2 separate regions of the Homo sapiens genome follow, and region 1 is linked to region 2. A link is a loop called in an ENCODE intact Hi-C map of the cell type or tissue named here. Cell type or tissue: heart left ventricle. All regions are shown on one strand. Each heading gives the region's core, and the rest is flanking DNA. Links, peaks and the distances in the headings are about the cores only.

The links. A loop is a pair of places that touch in the nucleus more often than their neighbours do. Peaks named below come from ENCODE experiments on the same cell type or tissue, not always from the same donor. Only the 100,000 strongest peaks of a DNase experiment are listed, where the experiment ranks them.
Region 1: it touches region 2 in a loop (2.6-fold over the local background); 3 of 110 quality-filtered maps call a loop at or near these places.

What each region holds. Positions count from the first base shown.
Region 1 is chr5:95,707,584-95,712,961 of GRCh38, reverse strand. It overlaps a transcript of SPATA9 not described here. Among named protein-coding and RNA genes, the nearest start is that of RHOBTB3, 21 kb to the left of the region's middle. In heart left ventricle, for the core only: no CTCF peak of the experiment used is centred there; DNase peaks (open chromatin) are centred at 1,601, 1,941 and 2,441; H3K4me3 peaks cover 905 bases; H3K27ac peaks cover 962 bases.
Region 2 is chr5:95,769,662-95,775,039 of GRCh38, reverse strand. The region is part of intron 8 of RHOBTB3 (Rho related BTB domain containing 3); the gene reads right to left. It also overlaps the pseudogene HSPD1P11. Among named protein-coding and RNA genes, the nearest start is that of RHOBTB3, 41 kb to the right of the region's middle. In heart left ventricle, for the core only: no CTCF peak of the experiment used is centred there; no DNase peak of the experiment used is centred there; H3K27ac peaks cover 1,933 bases.

The sequences.
Region 1 (5,378 bases), core at 247-5,246, 62 kb after region 2:
TGCAGCTAACAGGAAATGCATGAGATCTATATGAAGAAAACTTTAAACATTGATAAAAAAAGCAATTAAAAAAACTGAACATGGAAAAGGCATTCCCTGTTTGTTCTAGTTACTATTAAGATAACAAATAAAATTATCCTAAAGTTTAGGGGCTTAAAACAGCCATTTCATTTTACTGACAAATTCTGTGGGTCAGAGGTTAGACAGAACACAATAGGAATGGCTTTTATCGGCTCCATGATGTCTGGGGCCTCAGGTGGGAAAACTCAAATGACTTGTGGTGATTCAACATCTTCAAGTGGCCCAGTGACTCAGGCTGGAATCATCCTGAGGCACCTTCACTTTCTTGTCTGACAGTTGATGCTTGCGGTTGGCTAGGACTTCAGCTGGGGCTGATAACCAGATGCCCTACACACACCCTGCCCTTGCATTCCTCACAGCATAGAGGCCTCAGGGTAGTTGGACATCTTACATGGTGGCTCAGGGGGTACAGAAGTGAGTGTGCCAGTGAACAAGGAGAAAGTTGCATCACTTTTTACAACCTAGTCTTAGAATTCACACAGTGTCACTTCAGCTGCATTCTACCAGTTACAACTCAGAGACAAGATGGCTCAGGTTAAAGGGGCGAGGACATAGACCCCATTTCTTAATGAGAGGAGTATCAAGGCCACATTGTGGGATAGGAAATATTGTTGCAGCATCTTTGGAAAACGTAATCTGACATGCATGTTCTTGGATGAAACAGCTTGCCATCATTTGAATCTCAATTTTTTATTAGTTAATATATAAATCTTATGTGAATGTCCCCACGCCCAACTTACATGTAATTGTTGTCCAGTACTTTAGCATTCTTTTTTTTAACTGTAAAACTTAGTCATTTATGGAGTCCCGGCCTTGCAAGGGTTGGAGCCCCCTCCAGTGCATGCTGAAAAATTTTTCTCTTGGTTTCTCAGAGGATTATGGAGTCCGCCTTAAGAAAGGCAAGCTCCGGACACTCTGTAAAGTAGAATGGCCCAAGTTTGGAGTTGGGTGGCCCTCTGAAGGGTCATTGAATCCTACAATTGTTCAAGCCGTGTGGCGGGTTGTTACCCAAGCTCCCGGCTATCCTAATCAGGTTCCCTGTAAAAATCAATGGTTAAGTTTGGTCAGGAATCCTCCTCCATGGCTCCGTTCATGCGCCATTCACAATTCCACCTCCAAAGTCCTCCTGAGCCAGGCCGCGTTTTCGCCTCAACCCTCTGCCGGTTCGGCTCCCCCTGTACTGCCTCCCTCTGAAGAAGAGGAGAGTCTCCCTCACCCAGTCCCACCGCCTTACAACCAACTTGCTCCCTTAGGGTCGTCCCATATCTCCTTGACGACGTCCCCTGTGGGCTCGCCACCCATTGCCTCTCGACTGCGGCCGCGGCGGGAGGAAGCAGCCCCTCTACTACCACTGAGAGAGGCACAAGTCCCTCCGGGTGATGAGCGCTCAGCCCCCTTCTTGGTTTATGTCCCTTTTTCTACTTCTGACTTGTATAATTGGAAAACCCAAAATCCTGCCTTCTCTGAAAAGCCCCAGGCTTTGACCTCACTGTTGGAGTCCATACTCCAGACCCATCGGCCCACCTGGGATGACTGCCAACCGCTCCTTTTAACTCTCTTTACCTCTGAGGAGAGGGAGCGTATCTGGAGAGAGGCCAGAAAGCACTTCCTTGCATCAGCCAATAGACCGGAGGAGGAAGCTAGAGACCTCCTTGAGAAGGTCTTTTCCTCTACCCGGCCTAACTGGGACCCAAATTCCTCAAGTGGAACGAGAACTTTGGACGATTTTCACTGGTATCTCCTCACGGGTATTAAGGGAGCCGCTCGGAAACCCATAAACTTGTCTAAGGCGACTGAAGTCATCCAGGGGCCCGATGAGTCACCAGGAGCGTTTTTAGAGCACCTCCGGGAGGCTTATCGGATTTACACCCCTTTTGACCCGGCGGCCCCCGAAAATAGCCGTGCTCTTAATTTGGCATTTGTGGCTCAGGCAGCCCCAGATATTAAAAGAAAACTCCAAAAACTGGAGGGATTTGCTGGAATGAATATCAGTCAGCTTTTAGAAATAGCCCAAAAGGTTTTTGACAACCAAGAGTTTGAAAAACAAAAACAAGCAACACAGGCAGCTGAAAAGGCTGCTGATAAAGCATTCAAAGGACAAACAAAAATCTTAGTGGCGGCTATCCAAGAGGTACAGAATGAAATGGCCCGTTAATTTGGACAGACACAGAAGAACAGGCTTTTCGAAACCTGAAAAAGGCATTAACTGAAGCCTCTGCTTTAGCCCTCCCTAATATCTCAAAGCCGTTTCACCTGTTTGTCCATGAAAGCCAGGGAGTTGCTAAAGGGGTGCTTACTCAGACTTTAGGACCCTGGAGACGCCCAGTGGCCTATTTATCTAAGAGACTGGATCCCGTGGCCTCTGGATGGCCAAGTTGCCTGCGAGCAGTAGCAGCTACAGCAAGCCTAGTCCAAGAGGCTGATAAGTTAACTCTGGGCCAAAATTTAACCCTTACAACTCCTCATGCCATAGAGACTTTACTTCAAAGTGCTTCTGGCAAATGGATGTCAAATGCTCGCATCCTGCAGTATCAGTTTACTGTTAGATCAGCCTCGTTTGACTTTCTCTCCCACATGGTGTTTGAATCCAGCTACTATCCATGACTGTCAGGAACTGTTAGAAACTACCGAAACTGGCCCACCCAATCTTCAAGATATGCCCCTAGAGAAGGTGGACGCCACTGTGTTCACAGACAGTAGCAGCTTTCTCGAGCAGGGAGTATGAAAGGCCGGTGCAGCTGTTACCATGGAGACAGATGTGCCGTGGGCTCAGGCTTTACAAGCAAACACCTCAGCGCAAAAAGCTGAATTGATGGCCCTCACTCAGGCTCTCCGATGGGGTAAGGATAAACGTATTAACGTTTACACTGACAGCAGGTACACCTTTGCTACTGTGCATGTACATGGAGCCATCTACCAGGAGCGCAGGCTACTCACCTCAGCAGGAAAGGCTATCAAAAACAAAGAAGAATCCCCCATCTTCAAAGCCTAACAGATCAAGCAGCTCTCCAGTGCACAACCTGCGCCCAGGTAAATGCCAAGCAAGGTCCTAAACCCAGCCCAGGCCACTGTCTCCGAAAAAACTTGCCAGAAGAAAAGTGTGAAATTGACTTTACAGAAGTAAAACCACACCGGGCTGGGTACAAATACCTTCTAGTACTAGTAGACACCTTCTCTGGATGGACTGAAGCATTTGCTACCAAAAACGAAACTGCCAATACGGTAGTTAAGTTCTTATTTAATGAAATCATCCCTTGATACGGGCTGCCTGCTGCCATAGGGTCTGATAATGGACCTGCCTTCACCTCGTCCATAGCTCGGTGGGTCAGTAAGACGTTAAACATTCAGTGGAAGTTCCATTGTGCCTATTGACCCCAGAGCTCTGGGCAGGTAGAATGCATGAACTGCACCCTAAAAAACACTTTTACAAAATTAATTTTAAAAACCGGTGAAAATTGGGTGAGTCTCCTTCCTTTAGCCCTACTTAAGAGTAAGGTGCACCCCTTATCAGGCTGGGTCATCGCCTTTTGAAATTATGTATGGGCAGGCGCCACCTATCTTGCCTAAGCTAAGAGATGCCCATTTGGCAGAAATATCACAAGCTAATTTATTGCAGTGCCTACAGTCTCTCCAAGAGGTACAAGATATTATTCTGCCACTTGTTCGAGGAGCCCATCCCAATCCAATTCCTGAACAGATGGGGCCCTGCCATTCATTCCAGCCAGGAGACCTAGTGTTTATTAAAAAGTTCCAGAGAGAAGGACTCACTCCTGCTTGGAAGGGACCTCACACCGTCATCCTCACGATGCCAACGGCTCTGAAGGCGGATTGAATTCCTGCTTGGATTCATCACTCCCACATCAAAAAGGCCAACAGAGCCCAACTAGAAACATGGGTCCCCAAGGCTGGATCAGGCCCCTTAAAACTGCGCCTAAGTCGGGTGAAACTGTTAGATTAATTCTTTTTATTTACTTCTCTTGTTTGTTTTCACCTATTATGTCCTCCGTGCCTTCCTACTCCTTCCTCCTCACCTCTTTCACAACAGGACGTGTATTCGTCAACACTACTTGGAGGGCCGGTACTTCCAAGGAAGTCACCTTTGCAGTCGATCTATGTGCACTGTTCTCAGAGCCAGCTCGCACCCATGAAGAACAACACAACTTACCGGTCATAGGAGCAGAAAGTGTCAACCTTGCAGCAGGATTTGGACACTCTGGGAGCCAAACTGGATGTGGAAGCTCCAAAGGTACAGAAAAAGAACTCCAAAATGTTGACTTTTACCTCTGTCCTGGGAATCACCCTGACGCTAGCTGTCGAGATACTTATCAGTTTTTCTGCCCTGATTGGACATTTGTAACTTTAGCCACCTACTTTGGGGGATCAACCAGATCTTCATTCTATAACTCGTGCTCCTTGTCCTAAATTATGTACTAGAAAAAATTGTAATCCTCTTACTATAACTGTCCATGACCCTAATTCAACTCAATAATATTATGGCATGTCATGGGAATTAAGATTTCATATCCCAGGATTTAATGTTGGCACTATGTTCACCATCCAAAAAAAAAATCCTGGTCTCATGGAGCCCATGCAAGCCAATCCGGCCTTTGACTGCTCTAGGTGACCCTATGTTCCAGAAACCCCCTGACAAAGTTGATTTAACTGTTCCTCCACCATTCTTAGTCATAAAAGATACACTCCAAAAGTTCGAGAAAATCTAGATAGGCACCAACAGGAACGAGAAAATAACATCCCCTGGTATCAAAACATGTTCAACTGGAACCCCTGGCTAACTACTTTAATCAGAGTTAGCTGGACCTCTCCTCATCATACTATTAACTTTAATTTTTGGGCCTTGTATATTAAATTGGTTTCTTAATTTTGTAAAACAATGCATAGCTTCTGTCAAACTTATGTATCTTAAGACTCAATATAACCCCCTTGTTATAACTGAGGAATCAACGATTTGATTCCCCAAAAACACAAGTGGGGAATGTAATGCCCAACCTGGTTTTTACTAACTCTGTTTTTAGACTCTCCCTTTTCCTTTAATCACCTAGCCTTCTTTCCACCTGAATTGACTCTCCCTTAGCTAAGAGAGCCAGACAGACTCCATCTTGGCTCTTTCACTGGCAGCTCCCTCCTCAAGGACTTAACTTGTGCAAGCTGACTCCCAGCACGTCCAAGAATGCAATTAACTGATAAGATACTGTGGCAAGCTATATCAGCAGTTCCCAGGAATTCATCTGATTGATAACGCCCAAAGCCCCGGGTCTATCACCTTGTAATAGTCTTAA
Region 2 (5,378 bases), core at 252-5,251:
TGCAAATCTCTGCTCTACCATCATGTGGCAAGTAGGGCTGTGAATACCAATACCAAAATACAACACTGTTTCAAGACTTGAGATTTACATATATAATCTCTAGCAGAGTTGCTGCCAGAGTCAATGCTATCATATATATATATATGTAATACAAATGTCTCAATACTAAAAGATTCAATGGATCAGAAGAGATTTGGATTTTGATTTTCACAGTCTGAACTTCTTGATTCTAGACTAGAACATTAAAAACATACAGTTGTATCAAATTTGCAAGAAAAATTAAGATATAAGCATACTTAATGCTGACAAGGATTTGTTTGTATGAAAACAAGCACTTTCATACACTGCCAATGGGAATGTAAATTAGTACAATGTTTCTGGACATATACAATTTCATAGCATTTATGATGTCTTACAGATGTTCCTATTCTTTGACAAGGAATCTATTCCAAGGACATAATGCTAATTTCAGAGTGAGATATTTACATTAAATCTTCAATGCAGCTGTTATTTCTAATAATGAAAATAAAGGAGATACCTAAATTTACACCTACAGTAAGAAAATAGGATATAGCCATATAATGACATTAAAAATGTTAACAAGGGGATTCTAATCCAGTGTAAAGTGCTTAAGACATAAGTTTAAAAATAAAAGACACACAATTGAGTAGACAGTATCTATTTTCCCAACCCCTTTTTCTAAGCAGAGGAAAACTGACTTGAGGGAAATTATGCCAAAATCAAACTGTGATTGTTATTAGGGCATAGGATTATGGGTGATTTTTATTTTTTATTTTTTGCATCTTTATATATTATCTGACTGTCCTACAATGAGCACTTACAACATTTTTCTAATCATCATGCCCATTTCATTTTCTAAAAAAAATGTTCATAATATGGAATATATCTTTCCTGACCTTTTTAATTCACTTATGAACAAAACAGACATTTTCTATAAGTGTGATCATTCTGTGCACACTTGGTTAAAACAATTGTATATGACTTTCATAATCAGAAAAAATTAAAGTTTCTTCATGAAATTCAACTATTTGCTATTCAAGGAGATGAAGTAGATTGGTGATTTGCTGAGTCATCTGCTTATTTCCTCACTCAGAATGCCTCTGGTTTTTCTACTTCTCCCTATACATTTTGGAAGAATTCCAAAGGTACATCAGAGAAATGGCCCTGGTAAGCTGAGCCTGCTTCCAGAGTGACCACAGTGAGGCAAATTCAAACACGCTCCATTTCATTCAGTGGGCTGGTGGTCACATATTTTAGCCATGAAAGGAACAAGAATTCACTCAACTTCTAACTCAAAATTTCTTCTTAGTTTTCTCACTGCTACCCTGCAAGTAGTGCAAGAAGAATCAAAGAGGGATGGCTATTAGTTACATAACTCTTAACACTAAAAAGAACCTCTTGTTATCTGTGTGGTTCGTCACCCTCTTCACTTCACAAATGAGACTTGAAGACAAGAAATGTCAGGTGACTTGCCCACAGACACACTGGTCAAGACGCAAAGCCAAGGCTGGAACTGGGGCCCATCCTGAGGAAATGACACTGCTGCTGCTGCCTACAGCTCCCCTCCCCAACTCTCAGGAGCTGGTGTGCCTTGCCTATAGCTGGCCTTAGAGAAGCTGCTCCCAGATCCTGCCTCCACCATTCCTGCTGTTCCTTGCTTCTGACTCCTAAGAAGACTTGGTTTTAGAGCTAGGGAAGCAATGAAGAGCACCACAGCAGTTGCTGCACATCATCAGCACAGACATCCAGCCAGCCCTTCCTGACCCCAGCCCTGCATAAAGGGTGAAAGGGGAGCAGGTGCCTACAGTAGGTAGAATCATGGAAGAAAAGCACGCCATTAGGAGGAGCAAGGATTCACCACATCACTGCTTATCTCTCTTTTTTAATATGACATATATTTTCATGTGCTACATATTCCCTTCGAAAATCTTTTCAGTGAGTTATGCTAACATAATGTTTGATACCAATGCCTCCTATGCAAATTATAAGCAAATTTGGTAGCTATTTTATAACACAGCAAAAGAGAAAAGGTGGGGATGGGAGACAACCCCTAATTCATTAATGTATGATGGGGCCAGGCATTCATATTCAATTTACTTGAAAAAGATTGCTCTCAAACTATGCTGCAAAATGAACATCGCTGGCAAAGAGATGGACCCTCTTTCATTTCACAAGTTTATTACAAGGCAAAGTCTTCTTCAAGCACATTTATGCTTCAGTGGTGGATTCCCAAGTTTAGGATGATTAATCTTACTACCAATAGCCATTTATTAAAGGCAAGTCACAGTTCTAGGGACTGTAGGAGACACAGCAATGTAACAACATAGATCCTTTATTAGTGGAAATTTTAAGTTTCCTCCTGCGACCAGGAATTATGCCTTCCTTCTCACAGTTAAACTTCTAAAGCACACACACAAAGAATGAGATTAGTCATTTAGAGAATAACCCAAAATTCCAGAGTCTTAGGGGATGACTGAGGGGTTTGGGAACATCCGAAACTCCAATCAAGAGGACCTAGGTTAAAAAAAAAGAGCAGACAAAGGTCTAAAACATACTCATGACCTAGGAAGTAAATACCTAATCGAGTATGCTGTACCTAATTTGTATCAAATACTGTGCAAATGTTAAGAGACTGGTCAGCCCTGGCCATGGAACCAGTAGCTAGAACATCCAGGAAGATCAGAGATGCTTGGTCTGGTTAATACAACACTATGTTATAGGACGGAAGACATCTACCAGAACTCACCAGGCCCTGGATCAAACACCACTAGACACTACTCTCATATGTTCACCATATAACCTTCAGATTACCAATTCTTTTTCTGGTTATGAAAAGCAGTGCCCTAGGTTGTTATAATGGTCACTGGAATGGTTTGCCCCCACCTTATCTCCATCTTGCAGAGTCTGCTCAGTGTGAGTCCAATCAACCCTAAATCACAGGTGACCCCAGTGCCAGGAAGTCATCTGGAAGACAGCATTCAGCCATCTCCAGCGGCATCATTCTCCTTCTTTCAGAATGCAGAAACTGATTCGATCTCCATAAACTAGACTTTTTTTTTAAAAGCTAATTTTAGAAAGGTGGAAATATTTTTTAATTTACCAATCATATTTCTTCTTAACAATGGATGTAGTCTTTTCTGTTGAAATGAGAAGCTTCTTAGATGATTGTACAAAATTATCTATTCCTGTGTTTCTCTGGTATGGATAGAGCGTACCAAACACTTTTAGTAAATGTCTTCATCAACAGACAGTTTTCTCCTAGAAGCTAATGAGAGAATTCTGTAATCACCAGGAGCTTTATCCCTGACTAGGCGTGTCCTACCTATAATGAGTAATTTATGAAAGTTGTCTTTAGATAGACACTTTGGATCTTTATTTAGGCAACAAATAAATCAAGGTGTGATCATATAAGGGGCTTAGAGCCAGTTATAGGTCTCTCTAAAATGACGAAAGCATGATATAAAGTCTGTGTCCTCTTGTTAGCTTTTTTCCCAGTTGTTTTTCTGTATCTCAAGGTCACTCTTGCTGCCCTACTTTCAGCGTCCCAGGCTCACACTGCACACAGGGCTGGCCGTGGCTTGTCGGAAGGTACATTGGAAAGTTTCCATTTCCCTGTCTTGGCAGATGACCAAAGTTAAAAGTAATGTGCATCTTTCTGAGGAAATATTTTTAAAAGTAAATGACTATTGTTCGCTGCTACACAATTCTACTATTAAATTAGATTATATCTTCCTTTTAGTAATTGCCCATCTAAAGTTCTACTCAGATTTTCACTGGAAAACAGCTCCTTCGATCTTTCTTGCCTAACTGAAGGTATCTGACAATTCATTCTTTTTTAACTTTAAACAAATCTGTATTACATAAAGGTTGTCACATAATTGGGTATTCCTCTACTTTGTACACAATTATTCTTACTCTCCACAGAAAAGCTGCTTCTTAACTTCTCATCTGCTGTTAGCAAGCACTAAAATCCTGACTTTAACAGCATAGTAGTAAAAATGCCTCAGTGATTTAAGCTTAAAGCAGTACATGGGTACGTGGCTCTTTCACCCAGTATCAGGAATGTAAAAATGTTTTTTTTTTTCAAAAATACAAAATAAATTATTTGTAGGCATGGACAATGACAGCAGTAAACTGCTATTTATTGTCAGCTGAAATCAGTAACTGATGGTTGTAGTGATTTTTTAAAAACATCACCCAGCATTTTCTTCAGTCATTTTCTTCAAATGACTTCTCTGTAGTTACTGGTGAGAAATACTGCCTTGAGCTTCCTATCACCGTTCATTAATAAATGTCAAGCCCTATTCTAGGAATCAGAAATGCCACCTCCCATCCCACCTACCGCACCCATTCCAGGGTCCTTCTCTTCTTTAGGAATTTCTGTGACTTCTGCTGTAATTAATGGAGAAGCCACCCAAGCAGCATCTAATAAAGCAGTTCTCACATCCTTCGTTGGGCCAATGATTCCTCTTCCACCATATTCACAAAACCCCCAACCATAGCTCATAACCAACTTCTGAGGAACGCTGCACAATTGTTGTAACTACCAAAGATCCTTCAACACCTGCATTCTTAGCAGTGGTCACTGCCAGAATGTTGAATATTCTTTTAATAATTTCTATACCAATTTTTTATTTTTATTAGTTGGAGTTAATGAGTCCAAGGCTGGAATGAACTGAAGCAAGGCACAACCCCATCCCAGAATGATGTCTTCTTCAGTAGCAGCTCTTATAGCATTAAGGGCATCTGTAACTCTGTCTTTCTTTTCATTAGTTTTGACATCACTTGTTACACCAACCTTCAGCACAGCTACTCCATTTTAAAGTTTTGCCATTCATTCACTTTTCCCTTTTCATATTCACTAGCTGTGATATCTAACTGCTCAATGATTTCTTGAATACAATTTTCAATTCAAGACTTGTCACCATTTCCTTTAAAGAGCATAGCATCACCTTTGGTCCCAATGACCTCTCCAACTTTTCCTGTGTTATGAGGCCTACCCCCTTCTCCAAACACTGCACCACCAACAGCAAGAGCCATATCTTTAAGCTGGTTCTTTCTATTGTCAACAAACCTGGAGCTTTTACTGCTATAACCTGAGGACCAGCTTTTAGCCTATTCAAAAGGAAGGTTCATAGAGCTTCTCCATCAACATCTTCAGCAATGACAACCAAAGGTGTATACTGAGCACTGGCAATTTCAAGAGTAGGTACAATAGACTGGGCACTAGACATTTCTGTTTCACTCAACAGAACATAGGCATCCTTGAATTCATGTTGTTGACCTTCTGATGTATCAATAAGTTATGCAAAAATTTAGCCTAATTATTCGATACATTAATAAGATATGCAAAAATT